Linked DNA regions of Mus musculus: regions 2 and 3 are each linked to region 1. The links are chromatin loops, found by intact Hi-C in ENCODE. Cell type or tissue: heart. All regions are shown on one strand. Each heading gives the region's core, and the rest is flanking DNA. Links, peaks and the distances in the headings are about the cores only. Region 1 overlaps Myo1b (myosin IB). Region 2 overlaps Myo1b (myosin IB). Region 3 overlaps Myo1b (myosin IB).

Region 1 (6,178 bases), core at 2,008-4,507:
TTGAGAATTCTTAGAGATTTTGCTCAATCTTTAAAAAAAAATTGATTTTAAAAATTTATAACATAATTTATACATAACATTTGTTATATGATCACTATATTCTTGGTGTTGTTTAAGGACTATCTCATTTAATGGCATCTTAAATTACCCAGAAATAATTGTTTGTAAAATCCTTTCATCTTCAATTTTAAACCACAAACTTGGTTTTACTCTTTTATTTTTTTTTAAGTAAACATATACTTTTTGAGTGATTGTTTTCTTATGTCTATATTTTTGTTTGTTTTTTGATTTGCTGTAACATTTTAGGAATACAATTAACTGTTTTCCTTCTTTTTAAAAACATTTTAAACATACGGCTATGAGCGTGCGCTGGTACATGCTGAGGCCAGAGGATAACTTGTGAGAGTCAGCTGTTTCTACAGTGTGGGTTCCAGGGATTGATTTCAGCCTGAGCCATCTTAACAGTCCACTAGATTCCATTTTAAAGACAAAATTAGCAGTGTATCCCAAATGAACTTGAAACTCAAGATAATCCTGTCTCAGCCTAAGATGAATAGTTAGATAGACAGACAGATAATTAAAGGTTACTTCATCATAAGTATGAGAAAATAATTTTGGATTTGAAATTTAAGTTCACGTTTCACGTTAGGTAGGTAGGTAGGTAGGTAGGTAGGTAGGTAGGTAGGTAGGTAGATAGATAGATAGATAGATAGATAGATAGATAGATAGATAGATAGATAGATAGATAGAAGTGCACGTTAATACATGTGAATGCTCAGATACTTGTTTTTAGACAGGAATCTCACTATGTAGCCGAAGATATTCCAAATACAGGATCCATCTGCCTTACTCTTTGAGGGCCATTGTTACAGGCATGCATGCACTACGGTGTGTATTTTTCTAAGATAATTGCTAGCCCCCCAGTGGCTTAGTAAAACAACCCATTAAACCAACTGTTAACATTTCTTTTTGTTTGTTTTAGAATGGCCATTTTACTTCAGAAAAGTTGTGTGCTTTTCTGGCAACTTTCTGGTAATATAAATACCCTAAAAATCAAGAACCATTCTCTTCCTGTCTTCTCATCTTACAGACACTGCCAGGAGTTAACATATGGCTAACTTGAAATACTTCTGAGAGAATATAAGCAGATTCCTCACTTATTATATGAATTACATTTCTTCTCCTAAGAAAACTAGTGTCTGTGCCTAGAGATGGAGGTTAGGCAGACAGAGAAGGAAGGCAGTCCACCTCACTGGTTAGTGTTAGACGCTCTGTGGGTAGGTTTCCCATGGTGTGCTCTGTGGAGGTACACACTGTCTCCCCACATTGGGCTGTTTTTACACATGAAATAGTTAACTGAGTTAGAACTTAGTATTAATTCTAAAATTACTTTTGCCTCGTGATGACAAAAACTCTAGACCTTAGTTGCTGGGATCAAGTTCTGCCTTATTTCCTTATAAACATCATAAGTATATACAGAGCAATATTGACCCAAGGGCCTGTTGAGTAAATATTTGGCTTAGAGCCCATGAAGTGCATGGGAAACAGTGACAGATGGGAGAGTGGAATGGGAAGCAGCCTTGGGGCAGGTCAAGGGCAATTGCTTCAGTCGGTTCATGTCAGTGGTGGGCTGCTGTGTTGAGGAAGCTTTCGGAACTGGAAGATGATGTTGACAGCTCTGGTTCTGTAAAGAGAGAGCTTCGGATTGAGAGTGAAATGGTGGGGGTGCAGGGCGCAGTTCGTTTTCAGGTGGCACTGCAGCATTGCTCTATGGATTTGATTTTGTTCGGTTTTGTTTTTAGGACATAGAATGGACTCACATTGACTACTTCAACAATGCTATCATTTGTGACCTAATAGAAAATGTGAGTACTTCGGTATTAAAGGGATTTTTAGTAGTATAATTAACCTTGTACAAATGATCTCACTGCCTTTTTACACTAAGCATCCCTATTTTACACTTGTCTCTGTGTGATGGGAACTACTCTGTTTGAAGACTTTATGGTCATCTTATGTACTCATTCTCCACTCTGAGTGAAGGCATGGACAGCTTTTATTATGGTACTTAGCCAGGACGCCCTGATATTGTTACCCTGTCACAGCCCTTTTAGGACCTCTTGGCCACCAGCGTTTGTGTACTGTGTGTGCTGACCAGAGCAGACACTTAGAGGTTTAACATATCAATGTGCCCATTTCATGCCTATAGTCCAGTGCTACTGTACCATTGAGTTTAAGGTAGAAAGAGGGAAGAGGGACAAACCTGAGCTAGATTAGCAGGTCATTTCTGGCCTTGATTTAATTCAGAGAATGTGTATGAGAGGATGCTGTGCATGTGGCCAAGAACCTGGAATTTTTCAGAGTGTGTATGAGTTTGAAAAGTATAAAAATGGGGAAAATTACTGGGCAATTTTTAGGAAGCTGTTTGATTGTAAGTTTTTGGTTTGGGGCCATGGTATAGTTTCTTGTAGTGAGTTACCTGTCGGAAGCCACATTTATGTGGAAACAGGAAACCCCTTTGCTCGCCGTAGGGTTGGTTGCTTGTACTTCTGACCTTAATGTAGTCTTTTCAAACAGTGAGCATGCTTATTTCTCCTGCCAGGAGATGTGTGCTGTGTTTCCAGAATACTCTCTTGCTCCTGAGTGTTGAACAAACTTGCTGTGCTCAGATCAGCTCTTGTGGAAATTACATGATTGGCCAGTGTTTTCCCATCAATATGCAAGATACTCTCAAAAACATGAACTTTGACTTAGTTGAGCATGGAAAGCAGTAAATAATCCAAATCATCACTCCTTACTGATAGAAAATAAACTTTGTTTTGGAAACTTTGGCCAGCATTAGGAGGGGAATGTTGTCAATCTACATAAAGAATTCCGAGCTCTTGCCTCAAATCCAGAAATCATACATTTCCTGAAGTTTTTTTTTTTTTTTTTTCCCAAGCAAATGTTGTTACCTGAGGACTCTGCTGTGGAGGTTTTCCTTTCCTGATGAGACGTTTCTCTCACAAACAGCAGGCGCTTGATTGTTTCTCTTAAAGGAGAGAAATGCAGTGCACGTAAATGTACCCACTTACCTCACAGAAAATCCCTTGTACCAATGATTGAAGAAACTTGTGTTCATGGAAGAACCCAGAGCTCAAAGGAAGTGCTTCCTTCCAGCACCAGTGAACAACAATGTCTATTCTGGGGATGTAGTGAACATACTTGAGAGCCTGCTCTTCCCTTGGGTTTTGTGTGGAATGAGTAAATGCTGGTCAGAGGAGATCATAGCCTCCTGAGGGCAGGGCCTTTGCCTTGCTGGAAGTGGGAGGGGTTAAGGGTCAGTGGCTTGGATTGTTTCTGGAATTGCAACTTAGGGGCCTTGGGGACAGTCACAGGAAGAGCACTGCCTTTGTTAGCAAAGTAGAAGATTCCTGATTTCTGGTTCAGTCTAGGGCTGGCCTTTCTTGAAATAAATATGATCACAGAGTCTGAGCACACAAGTAAAGTTTCACTCATATTTAATACTCAGTTAGATATTTTCTGTTGAACAAGAGTTTTATTCTAAAATGGTTTTGAACCGCACTTGATTGCACGATCGTGAGAACAACATCCTAAAACACAAGACTACTCCCGTCCCCCAGAAACCCAGCTTTACTCTGAATCTGTGAACCATGAGACCAATGTATTTCCTAAGCCGTGAAGCAAATAGAAGACAAGAGATGGAGCCAGAATTAGTAGCTTGACGTAGACACCATTCTACCATGTTGGCTTCTGACTCCGATTGGGTTTTGGATTTGAGGCCACGCACACTTTTCTGACTGTGTGAACTTCCTTTGTACTGAGGGTGAGGTGACTCTGGGTCCTATCTGTTGGGGACGGAGACACAAAGGGCAGATACTCCAACCCCAACACATCTGGGTCACTCTGGAAAGGAGCTGCCTTCTGGGGCCTTTGTGATTCTGTTTTCTGTTACAGCTGAACAGAATCTTACATGTAATTACGTCAGTTGTGTTTGATGTTATGACTAGGACTAATTATTAGAGCAGCATAGCAAAGAAGGAAGCAGAGAAACACCTTTATTTCTTTCCTCCCAGAACACAAATGGAATCTTGGCCATGCTGGATGAAGAGTGCCTGAGACCCGGCACTGTTACAGATGAGACCTTCCTGGAAAAGCTGAACCAAGTCTGTGCCACCCACCAGCACTTTGAGAGCAGGATGAGCAAGTGTTCCCGCTTTCTCAACGACACAACCCTGCCCCACAGCTGCTTCAGAATCCAGCATTATGCTGGCAAGGTACCCCACGATGTTGTCCCCAGGGCTCCTGTGCCTCCTGGGAGAGGGTGTGCTGAGCACAGCTTCTGTAGGAGACTAGTGAGAGCAGCCAGTGCTCACTGGCAATTGAGCCTGGACCACGGTGAGCTACGTCTTGTTAACACAAGAAGATGGAAAACAAACCAGCGGTCTTAATGAACACTACAAAGTGTCTTTATGTCATTTTATTATTTTTAGCTCTTAAGCTGTTCTATCAAATAATACAGATAAAGGGTTGGTAAATTGTGCCAGACGAAAGGCCTACTGTAAGGTTTTAAAAGCACAAAACATTTAGCAAAAATCAAGAATTCTTCAGTTGAAATTTTGAGAGAAACTGGGGGAAATACCTAGTTAAAAATTCTTTTCCTCTGTATTTGAGGAAGTTGATCTCAATAAAACAGTTTGAATAGTAGGCTAATTTTTCTTTGAAAGGATTATTGATTGGAGTAATGCTACCTTTATAAATATGAATGGAAGCTTCACAGGAGAATTCCTTAGTTATGCATTTATTGAAAATGAGATAATCTTGGATTGCCTTTGATTTCAGGACACCTTTTGCTTTGCTTCATTGGCCCATAGTATTAAAAGCTATATTCCTGCTCTGTTTCTCTGTTGCTTAGGATGTCTGAAAATGCCCATGTTATCTGTTTTCGAACCCTTTCTACTTTGAAGCAGACTAGACTGGCATGTGAGCCAAAAAAAAAAAAAAATTTTCAGACATATACCCATACCAAAAACCATCTAACATTTTAAAAAGTGTTATGTTAGCATTTTTGGAGTTTATTCTTACAAATGCTGAAGGACATTTTAGACCTTATTTTTATTCCTTTTGCATCTTCAAGAGATGGAACTCAAAGCTGGAAGCAAACTTAGTATCAGTGTGTGACAAGTGTACCGGGGTTTCTGATGTTGGAGTCTGGGTGTTGTCATTGTTTGACACTGTCCTGTGCCTTGAGCCAGCAGTGAGTCCCATGTGCGGTCACTATCACTCACAGGTGCTCTACCAGGTGGAAGGATTTGTTGACAAGAACAATGACCTTCTGTACCGGGACCTGTCTCAAGCCATGTGGAAGGCCGGCCACTCCCTCATCAAGTCTCTGTTTCCTGAAGGAAATCCTGCAAAGGTCAACCTGAAGAGACCTCCCACCGCAGGCTCCCAGTTCAAGGCGTCTGTGGCCACGCTGATGAGAAACCTGCAGACCAAGAACCCGAACTACATCAGGTGCTTCTGGGACTTGAGTTCATATCTAAGAGCCCTTCATGAAGCCCCTAGTGTCACTGGTTTGGTTGATGTTGGGTTTGTTTTGTTTTGTTTTTCCCACTTCTAAGGTCATCTTAGATGTGATTTGCTTGGGATTTAGGAAGTTTCAACTAGGGTTAGAATTCATAGAGTAAGTACTTTATGAATTCTAACCCAGTAGGGGATTTGCTATCTGATCAGATCCTTGCCCTTGGAATTTCAGTTAGGGAGAAACCAGAGTGAATGACATTTTTTTGTATGTGTGTGTCATTTACACGATATTTGTATCAGTAGAAACACAGATAAGCACATCACCCTGCCTCGATTTACCCAAGTTAGAGCACATACTGGGAGAAAAATCTCATGTCTTGAAAATCGGTCTCTGATCATTTGCTTTCCTTGGTCTTGGTTGAGTAGAGTTTTCGCATTTTCTTGAGCCGCCATTTACATGAAGTGATACGCCACAGATTTGAGGTGAACAGTTCGGTTAGTTTATAATTGTGATGTTGACCTTGGCACCATCACCTTGGGGAGTGCTTTGTTGTCTGGTTTTTACGTGTTCCCCAAGGTTGTGAGGTGGTCCTCCCAGGATTGCTGCTAGGATCTTGGCAGCCTGATTTCAGACATGCTAAACTCTTACCATTTA
Region 2 (6,178 bases), core at 1,044-3,543, 57 kb before region 1:
AAAGCAACAGTACTAAGGATAAAGCTGTCCCATAAGGGTATGAGGTGGTAGAGTGACCATCTCGTGGATGGTTGGTTTATGTAGTGCTGGGAATCCAATTCCGGGCTGTATTCTTTTTAAAATCTTTATTATTTTTTTGTTACTCATTTCTCTTCTATTCCAACAGTGGCTTCCCCTCCTTCCTCTCCCCCTCACCCCCACATCCTTTCTCTTCCATATTCCTCCCCTCCCCAGAAAAGAGCAGAGTCCCAGGGACATGAACCAAATGGAATAAGCTACAATAAGACTAGGCACATATCATCACATCAAGGCTGGACAAGGCAACGCAGTAGGAGGAAAAGGGTCCCTACGTAGGCAAAAGAGTCAGGAGAAGCCCCCATTCTGCTCCCACTGTTTTGATTCCCACAATAACACCAAGCTACTCAGCCATAATATATATGCAGAGGACCTAGGTGAGACCCATCCAGGCTCCCTGGTCTCTCAAGTTCTCATGAGTCCTGGTTAGTTGATCTGTGGGCTGTATTCTCATAGTGTGTCCCTGACCCCTCTGGCTCTTCCTCTTGCTCCTCTGCAGGACTTCCAGCCTCAGCCTAATGTTTGGCTGTGGTCCTTTGCATCTGCTCCCATTAAGTTGCTGGATGAAGTCTCTCTGGTCTCTTTGAGGATGATGCTAGGCTCTGGTCCCAGCACACTCTGCAGGCAGGACAGCTGTTGGTTGAAGGTTCTTATGGCTGAGTTGATGTCCCAGCCTCCCCACTTTGGACTTTGCCTGGTTACAGAAGATGGCCGGTTCAGGAGTCTTTGCTTGGGTTACTCTCAGATTCCATGGATTTTCTTTTGCCCTCAGTTGCCATCCGTAGGGCCATGCTCTTGTCCAGCAAGCACACCCAGCTGAGCCGCCCCCACCCCTCAGTTATTGTTCTCTGTTCTGGTTTGTTTTTCTTTTTTCTTACCCAGGTTTTAAAAAAAAATAATTTTTGAAAATTCTGGTTGTAACCCGGCATTATTTTGAGGTTTGGGGATTTGTGATAGACCTCCTTAAACTCTGAGACTCGCAAATTCAGTGTTACAGTGCCATGCTAGAGGACACTGTGCTGAGGCCCCCACACCCCACACCTGCCCTTTCCTTCCCTTTCACTTCATCCTGGACATTTTGCCTCTCCTCCTTTCTTTTGAGGAAGGCTTACTTTGATCTTTGTCTCCTCTTGCACTGAAGCTTGGATTGTTAGGTCGCTAACCGGGGTAGCTATGAGGAAATACCTTCATATACTTAACTGTCTTGGACTGTAAGTTTAGAAATGTTTACCTTCTTGGGAAAATCACCTTGTTGTTATAAATCAGCGTTCCAACTGTCCACCAGATAGTCATTCTAGCACATCATAAGGGGCAGCCTCAACTTTACAGTGTTGGTACTTTTGCCTTTAACAGTTTAATTGCACTTTGGCCTACGCCAAGTCAGCCATGCTGAATTAACTTCTTTGTAGAATGTAGTTATCTACAAAGTATATTACAAGGAAGCCAACGTAGGGACTCTTCCTCAGAAAACAGAACCCCCAGTTTCTCCTTTTCCTTGTCTTTTAGGTCTTCTTGTAGTCTGCCTTGCATCTTGATCAGGCTGGAAATGAACTTAGATTTAGCAGATGGACCTTAGGCATTTTTAAGCAAATTTTTGTGTGTGTGTGTGGGGGGGAGGTAACTTAGTTTAGAAACACTGAGATGTCAGAGCTGAACTAGATAGAGTTAGAAAGGGAAAGAGACAGTGGAGATTTTAGTTCTAGAAGAGAATGTTGAGTCTGAACTATTTGAAGAGGGCTGAGTTGAGAAGGGGAATTCCCGAGGGTGGTTGAAATGCTCTGGGATTCGGGATCACATGGGAGGGAATGCCAGTTTGAGAGCCTTGGAGGATGAGCACTTGAAACTGGATGGTGGAATCATTTATCTGAGTTCAGGAGATTTTTCTGAAACAGATTCTCTTCTGTTAAACCCTAGTTAAGGGAGCGATCCAACTGCGAGTGCTCGGAACAGACTGGGTGTGTTTTCCAGCCACCCATTTGGGCAGAGCTGGAGACACTGAAACCCGGGCTACTCTTGGGCCTGTGTGCCTGGGTATCGGTGGTGTCACGGTGAAGCGAATAGCTCAGTCTTTTCTGCTCTGCACATGAGGTGAAACAAACTTGGCAAGGAAATGGCAGGGTGGAGAGCAGAGAGTGTGGAGAAGGAAGCCCTGCCATTCCCCTGATGGCCACGTGGGCAGCACCACTATGATTAGCACTCTCGAGTAGAAATAAGGCAGAGGAAGGACATAAATACCAGCTGGGCTCTTTGCAGCATGCAACCCACCATTCTACCCTCATAGAAAATGACAGATGAGCCCCAAACCAAACTTTTTGAAACTGAATCCTGGTAATAGTCAGAGCTGTTTCAAAATGCACAGTGGAGGATGGTATCTTGGTGCTTGCTGGGCAAAAAGGTTTGGTGCTCAGGAAGCAGCTGGGTGGCTGATCTCGAAGTCTTGGGAATAAATACCAGGTTGCCCTCATTCCTAAGGTTCAGCTCCAGGGTGGAAGAGGTGGAGAAATCCCTGCTTTTCATGGGGTCTGGCAGAAATCATGCTTTTTCCCTGTGCTATCATCGTTCAGTCATAATGGTTCATCCTTGTGTGTGGTAAATAATGCTGACACGTCACAGAATAATGAGAAGCATGTGGATCATGGCTGCTTTTAGCTGAAACTTCCCTAGGATTTATTTAGGTTCTTTAATTATAGAGAGTTGGGAGGCCTGGCATATGGCTTTAGTTTATACTTATAAACGGTGGCCTTGGGGATGAGTGTGTGTGGAGTTGCCAGGGAGGAAGAGGAGTACGTCCAAAAGGGAGATTGTGTTCTTTGGGGGCATTCTTTTGGTCATTTAAAGAAGTGGAGCTCTGTGTCTGTAAGAGTTAAGAGCGGTGGCATTATTGTGACTTGAGGTGGGTGTGTCTTAGAGCAAGACAGCTTTTAAAGTGCTCAAATATTTTGGTACATTTTCATGGCAGTTAGAAATCAGTCACTTTCAAGAATCTTAAAAGAAGAAACATCCCTTTTGTGTTTTTTATCTTGTGCTAAAATTACGCCTGCCGTTTGATGAATCAAGTCCTTAAGCAGTTAAGTACTGTTGGTTTTCTGTATCCATGGATTCAAGCAACCTTGGATCAAAAATACCAAGAAAGCACATTATGTGTGCACTGAACACGTGCAGACGTCTCCTTTTGCCATTATTACATATTACAGCTATTTGTAGCACTAGTATTGGAGGAAGCATTGCAGTCCTCCAGAGACGGGTTAAAGTATTCCAGGAGCTGTGCAGCGGTTATTTGGAAATACAACATCACTTTATATAAGGGGGCTTGAACATCCACCATTTGGGTAGCCAGGGAGAGTCGGGAAGAGGAATGTCAGAAGATGCTGGGAGAAAAAAATTCTTCATAGGTGCCAAGGGATAATTATACTCCTGTTTGGTCAGACAGAAAAAAGTATGTGTTCAGCTTTGGTGTTTTGCCCACAGTAAACCCCTGGCAGAATTACTTAGTCATTTCCCCCAACCTTTTATGTGTGTGCATCTATGGGCCAAATGCTGTTATTCCTGTTTGAAGTAATTTTTCATTATTTGTTGCTCAAATAATATAGAAACAAAGCTAAATCCAGCCCTGGAACCACCTGCATTCAACAATCCAAGAGAATATTCAGTAAATCTGTGTGGTTGGAAAACTTTTTATGTAGTCACTGTAATATACTTTTTCCACCTTGCATGCCAAAGAAGACGATGTAAGTGACGTCTCTGAACTATTATCTGCAAGTTGGAACAGTGGGAGGGAGACAGGTGAGGAGGAAAGTCTAAGCAATGCTCTCCTTCCCTGCATGAAGGTCACAGAGAGAATGGGACTGGATATTTAGGTGTTTTATGAAGCTCACTCCCGCATTGTTCAGAGACAGTGCACGCATGCATTCATCCTGCATTGCACTGGTCATGTTACATATTAGATTTAAAGCTGTGTGCATAACACAGGGATTTATTGGCTAGAAAACCTCTACCATGCAGGAGCTTATATTGTAGAAGGGGATAATAATGTCTGCTTCTCTTTACTTTTAATCATACGTTTATTCAACAGTATGCTTAGTTTACTTATTACATGCAAGGCCACAGCTAAGTCGACCTGAAGGTTACAGAGTAAGAGCGGTTCGCCTCTGGTACCACACAACCGTCTAGCAGGAGATAAGATATGGAAGCTTAGACTATGTTTGAACTCCTCTGTGCCTAGCCTCCCTGCCTCCCACTTGCTTTCTCCGGGCTCCTTTGTCACATTGTGACCCAGCCAAAGTCAGAGGCGGGGTCAGTGGTCTCTCATTTCATTCTGGCGGTATGAAGGTACATCCTTGTTTGTGCCAGTCTTGTGAGATTTAAAATGAGTAACATTCTAGTAAATGGAGCTGTTCCTAGCTCCCAGTCCTGCCTTTTCCACTCTCACATATATTCATTCCTGCAGCGAGACCCTTCAACATGTGTTCGTTTCTTATTGGGACCCTGTGAAGTTCTTCTCAGGTCCCCTTCCATATGCCCTCCAGCATCATGGAAGTGCCCCCTGAAGCCTGTGTCAGCCTGCTTCCCTGCTAGCCTGGCCTTTGTTTATGCTCAGAAGCTCTTTGCCTTGCAAATTCATTCTTTGGAACTAATTTTTCCACCTCTTAGAATTTCTCTTCTCCGACTCCAGTCCCTACCCTCTTGGGTTGCTGTCTTGCTCAGCGCTGCTCTCCACATTATCAGGAGGCATGAGCTGTTCATGTTTGTTTCTTCTTTGCACAAAAGAGGCTGAATATTTTATATTCCCAGCTTGTTCTTGACACACTTTCAGTAAAGTAATGTCAACTCTCAGTAAATAATGTATTAACAAATGAGAAGTAGAAACTTGGCAAAAGTATTTATCATATTGCTCAGAGTTTTTTCTTTTCTTTTTTTTTTTTTTTTCAATGAAAGAAGGACATTTGTCTTGTTAGTAAAACTCAAGGAGGGACAGACCAACAGGAGGACTAGCCTCAGTGTCTTGATAGGGGACATCGTAAGGTAAGATGAGAAGTTGAGCGCCAGGCAGTGGCCAAGAACCTTGGTGAACTCTACATAGCCAGTGGGTCTTAAGTTCCATCTTGCATTGTGAAGTTCATAGTAGTCACAACTTGGTGGTATTTGAATGTGTCTTGCTAATGTTTGGGAAAAATATTTTTTATTATTATATTGATGCTTCCATAAATTGATAATGCTTTCTCATTATTTCGAAATGCTTGAGTATTGCCCTGAACAATACAATCTCAATATTACCCAGTTGTGGACTTGGCAGTGTGACATCTTCTCCTTGGCTCTCTGAATTACCTAGATTTTAATAGAAACACTTGTACACACGTGTGCGCACACACCCACACGTGCAGGAGAGATAAATAAAATTTCACTTTAAACTAAATAAATCAGTGTTATTTGCTTAGTAGAGAATTCATGGGAAAAGGTAAGTGGGCCAGAAAGGATGGATATATTGATTTGTATATTTTAAAAGTTGGCAAGAAATAAAATGTGATGATTTACCTGTGCTTTGAAGCAAATCACAGAGGCTCTTAGAATACCCAGGGGTACCCGATGAACATATATTAACCAGCTGAATCCTCCCACATTTTTTTCTTGTAGCTTTGCTTTGTCGGATGAAGCATACAGATCCCTCCGTGATCAAGATAAAGATCAATGCATTCTCATTACTGGGGAGAGTGGAGCAGGAAAAACAGGTGAGACCACCACCAAACTGACCTTGCCCTCTCTGGAAGGAGATGCTGTTGCAAGGCAGCAGGAAAGGAGCCAGGTAGCCCTTGGGAGCCAGGTGTCCACAGCTGCTGTGCAGGGGCTGATGCCCACAGTTGGTGTTCTGTGGACAGCACGTCTTGATGGAGGAGGGGTCAAGGCACCATCAGAGTGCCAGCCATCCAGTGTAAGTCACAGCACTGCTTCTCAACCCCCCAGAGCTGCGACCCTTTAGTACAGCTCCTCCCAACCATGAAGTTATTTTCGTTACAATGGAATTTTGCTACTGTTAGGAATTTCAATGTAAATATATGATGTGCAACTCCTGTGAAAGGGCCATTTGATCCTCTTTCCCCCAACACCA
Region 3 (6,178 bases), core at 3,041-5,540, 62 kb before region 1:
TGCCTGTGGGATTAAAGTGTCTTGTTTGTTCAAGAGAATGAAAGTTTTTCTTATGGGTTAAAAGGAGATTTCTCTTAGGAGACTTAGGTCACGCAGGACATCATCATGAATATCTCCCATAACTTCCTTGTAGAAAGTAATGTCATAACACAGGAATATAACACTGAAGTTTCCATACAGAGTTTGGAAAAAGCAAGTCTGAGAAGTTTACGTCAGCTTCTGTGTGTAAGGAAGCTTTAGAGCAGTGTGAACGGGGGTGGGGGTGGGGGTGGGGGTCCACTCGCACAGGATTGTGGATGGAGAAGCATCTAAGATGCCTGCAAATGCCTCTGAATCTGTAGCGCTTATAAGGGAAGCAAGACAAAGGGTTCTTATGGGATGCTGATATGTCTGTAGATGAATTCCAGTGGCATACCGACAGTTAGTTGATTAAAGAATGCAAGGAATACATAGATCACTGTGTTTCCACCAGCTGCGGAGTCTGTGACAGTTTTCAGTTTATGTTTATTTTCTTCTTGGATTTTAAAGCAGTCTGTAGATCCATGAAGATTGTATTCTAGGTAAGGGCATAGAGTACTTGTAATCTGCTGTTAGTAAAAGATAGCCATTCATTCATTCAATCATTCATTCATTCATTCATTCATTCATTCATTCAGTGATGAGCTCCTACTATGACAGTCAAGACTGGCTTCAAACTTCTTCCCCCGTCAAACAATCCTCCTACTTCAGTCCTCTGAATAGCTGGGACTAGAGGTGCACAACACCATGCCCAGGTCAAATGCAGGTCACACTGAATAATAGTGGCATTTTATCGTAACTTATGAGGCAGATGAAGACTTGTCTTAGTAAATGGCTCCTGTTTTCTGTAGGGACATGGTCCTTGCATGATAGATATATTGCAGCTTTGTTTTCTCTAGACTAGCACTGGTTGGCAATCAAGCACTTCTGTAGGCAGGCTGGAGTTACTACTAAGACGAATATTATCCCAGTCCCAGTAGTGTTGGTAGTATACATCAGGGTTTGTGTGTGTGTGTGTGTGTGTGTGTATGTATGTGCGCGCACGCGTGCATGTGCATGTGTGTAGTATGTGCATATTTGTGTCTGTGTGCATGTGGGTGTGCATGTGTGCATGTGTGTTATTTCCGTATGACTCTTGATAGGAATGAGAGAGGCTTTCCCTCCACTGGTGTTCAGAGACAGGTGGCTTTGTTCTAAATCTGCTCTTTCTTGCTGCTGATCTTGCTGTTGGTGAGAGTCCTGTGCTCCTATTCTGGGATGTGCCACTAAGTTGAATGGGACTTGGCAGCATGACAGGCCTCAGTGGCAAGAAGGATGCTGGCCATCATGAGCCAGAGCCACCACCACAGCTTTTCTAGGCAGTGCCCAGGAGTCATCATAAAGATTTGGAGTGAGTCTTTGAAGATGTATAAGTACATTTTCCAGCAAAATTTTCGAGTGCCAGTTTCTGCAAATCCCAGTGATTTCCTGGGAGAACACTGTAATTCCTTTCCTCCTTCAATGGAGGCTTCCATCTGGAGGAAAGCATTGGAGAACTGCAGTAGGCAGCTTTTAAGAAGATTTGAATGACAAAGTGAGACCTTGGGACCTGGGAGTCTGAGAGGTGGGGGTTGGGGTGGCAGCCTTGTTGCTATCTTCACATTTTCTCTCAAGCTGGGTGGCTCCAGAGCTGCAGTCACTTGATAAATACTGGCTAGAAAAAATTAGGTTAAAAGTTATCATTTGTCCAAGAGGGCCATGGAGAAGTGACCCTATTTTTGGGGGTTAAGTGGGGAGCTCAGAGAAGGCATTCTCAGCTGAGAGGTACAGAAGGGGTACCATATAATATCTGCTAGCCCTGAAGGTAACTCTAACAGCCTTTGCCTTCTACTTCAAGAGTTAGTCTAGTGACGACTGCTGATGCCAGTGGTGCAAACATCACCATATTTAATTGCCCTGAGCAGGTAGGTTTTAGTTAGGTGACTGTTTGCCCCTGACTTCAAACAGCATTGATAGACATTACTATTAGTGAAAATTGCCAAATCCCCTCAAAACTACTTTAATGATCTGAGGGAATAAAATAGAGGCCCACTTTTCTAAAGATTTCTTCTTTTGCTTAAGCTTTTAAGCTTAGACTGTCTATGTAACCCAAGCCGATGTGGAGGTTACAATCCCCTTTGCTTGCTCATCTTCCCAAGTCCTGTGGTTACCAGGCCAGTGCTATCACACCTAGTCTTCAAGGGTTTTAAGTCTATCAAGTTTCTTGTTTCTGAACACATGAGTCGTACTTACATATGGAGACCCAAATAACATTTCTTTTAATTTTACCATTTGTGGTGGTCATTTTTAAAATAATTGCAGTTATTATAAAATTATTATAATTATAAAATTAAAATAGAAATTTCTGTTTACTAATAAGATGAAGGAATGTGTCAGATATCATTTTAGCAATTTATTCTGCCTAATATGTTGTGCTGAGAACTTGTGTAGAAAAAGAGAAATTGTAAACAAGAAATCTTCCTAACTGATGAAACTATACGCCGAAGGTGTAGTAGGGTGTAGTAGGTAGACATATAGAGAGGGTGTAGGCGAGGGAACCTAGCATGAATGCAAGGCAGGGACTTCAAGGGAGAGGGTCCAGGAAAGGAACTGTGCAGCGAGCGACTGCATTACAGTCTTTGCGTGTTAGGTAGAAACAAAGCTCCATTAGGTTGGGTTCTGTATGACGTGGTTTTGCTAGTTTGACTTCTCTGGTTATACGCACTGGGAACTTCTGTTCTGAGGGCATAAATTTGCATTGAGGTTCCTTTCTGGAACAGGAACATTCATAGGTGCTGTGCATAGCGTAGACCGTATGCCTCTCTGGGGTACCTCAGGGTTGTAAGGCTGCTCTTGACCAGGGCTTTTTGTTCCTATAGCACTGTTCTGGTGATTGTTGCTAGCTTTCAGGACTTTCTTTATTCTGAAATCTTAGTGTAGGTTAAGTGGATAGGTAGTTTCTCACAGGCCTTTAAGGCCAGATCTCTTCTCAGATGCTATCTCCTGATGCAGTCATGGCATGGTCAGTTTGCCTATCTACTTCCCGATCCAAGTATGTCTTTTCTCAGTTATATATGCAATCTGATATGTCGATATTTCTAGTTATTTTCTTAAGGCTACTTATGCATAGTGCTGTGACTAAAGCTTTCATGCAGATATTCCAGAACTGTGTATTTGGGTTCACGTTGGAGTTTTATGTTGTGTATGACACCATGCAAAAACTGTTTGAGGCCCTCTGTGTGAGAACACTCTCATGTGTTCACGATAAGTCTTGCAGTGCCTGTTGTAGATCGTTAGGCATGGCTGTACTCCTAACCTGCCCGCAGTCCTTAGCTAGGATGCAGAGATCATCACTAAGACTCTCCAGGGGGGAGTGCCTGTTTCTCTTTTCAGAATCTCCTGCATGGCAGAGGGAAACTGCAGGGAAGCAGGCAGGGTGTGCCTGTGGCATTTGAGGTCTCCTCGTGCCTATATGGTAGACTTTTTGATATGTAGACATTTTAGCAGTCTGAAGTAAGGAAAGGAAGTGAGAGTTTCTAGAAGGACATGTCCACATCAGAAGCCACTTGAGTCTGGAGCCTCATTGTTTGGTAACTCAAGCTTCTTTCTCTAAGTCTCAATTGCACACCTCTGACTCCATCCTTCAACTCCAATCTATTTTCTCTATAAAATTAAGACATGGGAGTCTGAATGATCTGTCCCAGATTTGCATCCTAATTTGTATAGATGAATATAAAACCTTGTGTGTTGGAGAGAGCCTCTTAAGCTGGCCTCTTTCCCTTCAGCCTAGTTCTGGCTGCCTGGGAAATCCTGAGACGTGCCACTATTGCTCCTCATTGTGATTGAGCAAAACACATACATCTTTGTAGAAATCTTTGAATCATGATTTGGGGGATAGAACTAATGGGACCTTGTGAAGTGGCTACTTACCTGTTCTTTCAATCTTGATATCTAGTTGGCGTCCCAGTCCTTCACTAAGCACCTGCTACATTTCAGACTTTGTTCAGGGCTCGCTCTGATCACAGAGGCTTAACAGATGAGCTAAGCCTCGAAGCTAATTCTCTTATACAACTGTATTTCTTTTCTATTGAGCACTTTTTAACACCCCCCCCCCCAATTAACCCCACGTGTACTTGGGGTCCTAGTTCAAACACCATGTCCTCCACCCCAAATCTCTGATTACCATGGTCAGATCTCCTTGTACCTGTTTAGTATGCTGGGTCTCTCAGCTCAGTGTTGCCTCCCGAATGGCCTCCCTGTGGCCCACCTGGCTAATGTGAAGCTGTGATGTCTGAGCCCTTATGTCCTCTGGACCCAGCAGCTGTGCAGCTTCCACAGAGTCAGCCGGTGCAGAGCAGGTTATATTGGAATGTGGAACCGTGAAGGACTTGCTTTTCTGAACAACCGAAACATTTGGGATGTGGGTCTGAGAGCCCAGTATGGTCTCCAGTTAATAAAGCCGAGTTTGGTTAGGAAGGGTCTTTAGACTGACTCTTCTGGGATAAGTCTCCAGGACTCAGTTGCCTGTAATAGGGTCATAGATGCTAGCTGTGAATGAGCCGACTTGGAATGAATGAGTAAATAATACATTTAAAGTTCTGGCACATTTGTGCCAAAAATTTGTTGAAACCCTGTTTACCTGGAGCTGGAAAGGCTGTTCCCGTGGATGTGATTATTTTAATGAGAATTGGGAAATAGAAGACGATTGTTAGAGTTTCCTCATTGGAAGAGATACTAAAAATACCCAAGGGCTAATTGGGTTTGAATTAAGAGCCCCGGTTGTGTATTTGTTCTTTCCTCCGAGTCATGTGTGTTTTGCTCATTTTTGGAGAGGGGAAATAACATAATTTCCTCTTAGCCCCCATAATTTCCTCTGCTTCCTCCTGGCTTCTGGCCTTGCTTCTGGCTTAGGGTTCAGATCTTGCAGTTTTCCACGCTTCCCCAGCCAAAGCCACTTTTTTCCTCTCTGTTTTCTGTATGTTCGGAAGTACATTGCCATGTTTGTTACCATCACTTGTTGGGCTTTGAGACTTTTTCCTGTTTTTTTTTAGGCCTCCAGAGGGCTTCAGAGTCCCCACTCATCCCTAGTAAGCACACCAGGGACCCCAGCCTTGTAAATGACCTTGTCCCTGCCTCTGCATACACTTGCATGTTAGTGATTAAGGAATGAGACAGGCCACCTGTACTTCACTGCCTTCTCTATAGAAGCAAAGACTGGGAAAGAAGTGAAACTGAGTTAGTCTCTTTTGACCTCTTTCCAAGTCCAGGAAGGATGCTGTTATGGAGGAGGGCTCTTGCCCTGTGGTAGCATGTTGGTGCCCTAGACTTTAGAACAGATCAAGTTTTCTGAAAGTAGTCCTTGGCTGCACATCCGGTTTACCATTAAATACCAAAATGCTGCTTCCAAGCCACAAAGGCCAAAGTTTCTTCTATATGGCTTTCAAAGCTGAATCCAGTCCTTTTCCTTCCTGGGATGATTTAGTTTCCCCAAATCTCTTATCTGCTTCCTGATGCCATCTCCAACCCTGGCTTTTGTAGTCACTTATGAAAAGAACCATCACTGGTCCAGCCCACCATCCAGCCCCCATCATCGCTGTCTCTGTCTGGTAGAAGGACATGTGTTCATGGTGTTTATTCTGTTGGGTGAGTCTCAGGCCAGTCTGTTGAGCCTCAATGAACTGTAGGTCTCCATTATGATTTTGATAATGGGATCCAAAGATTTTGGATATGACCCTAAGCATTTTTGTACTAAGGGCATTGTAATAAAAATTTCTAAAATCTCAAAAGAAGAATACTCATTTAATTAATTAATTAGCTAGTTAATTAATTTTAGTGCTGGCAGTTGAACCTAGGGCCTCATGCATGCTAAGCTAGCTGTCTACCTCTGAATTAATACTCTTAGTCAAGTTGGATTGTTTTTTTTTTTTTTTTTTTTTTTTTGTAACCAGCATAGATAGAAAGCATTGCTTACTAAATCCAGTGCTCAATTACGAGAGTGTGCAGTCAAGTCATGTGGGGATTTTATTATGCCTTGAAATATAACCCATGTGACGTACTGTGATTCTGTCCTCTTAGTGGTCACACCTGACTGTAAAGATTAACATTTATTTTTGAGTGACAAGATATCATGAAATCTGTGAGC

Evidence for each region. A loop is a pair of places that touch in the nucleus more often than their neighbours do. Peaks named below come from ENCODE experiments on the same cell type or tissue, not always from the same donor. Only the 100,000 strongest peaks of a DNase experiment are listed, where the experiment ranks them.
Region 2: a loop joins it to region 1, with 7 times the contacts of the local background. A loop is called at or near these places in 5 of 42 quality-filtered maps.
Region 3: it touches region 1 in a loop (4-fold over the local background); 4 of 42 quality-filtered maps call a loop at or near these places.

The regions. Positions count from the first base shown.
Region 1 is chr1:51,777,657-51,783,834 of GRCm38, reverse strand. Myo1b (myosin IB) reads left to right here. Exons shown (of 31, transcript NM_001161817.2): 15 at 1,803-1,865; 16 at 4,074-4,274; 17 at 5,288-5,514. Among named protein-coding and RNA genes, the nearest start is that of Myo1b, 140 kb to the left of the region's middle. In heart, for the core only: no CTCF peak of the experiment used is centred there; a DNase peak (open chromatin) is centred at 3,244.
Region 2 is chr1:51,834,072-51,840,249 of GRCm38, reverse strand. Myo1b (myosin IB) reads left to right here. Exons shown (of 31, transcript NM_001161817.2): 4 at 5,707-5,801. Among named protein-coding and RNA genes, the nearest start is that of Myo1b, 79 kb to the left of the region's middle. In heart, for the core only: a CTCF peak has its summit at 2,248; a DNase peak (open chromatin) is centred at 2,159; H3K27ac peaks cover 428 bases.
Region 3 is chr1:51,840,955-51,847,132 of GRCm38, reverse strand. All of the region lies in intron 3 of Myo1b (myosin IB), which reads left to right. Among named protein-coding and RNA genes, the nearest start is that of Myo1b, 72 kb to the left of the region's middle. In heart, for the core only: no CTCF peak of the experiment used is centred there; no DNase peak of the experiment used is centred there.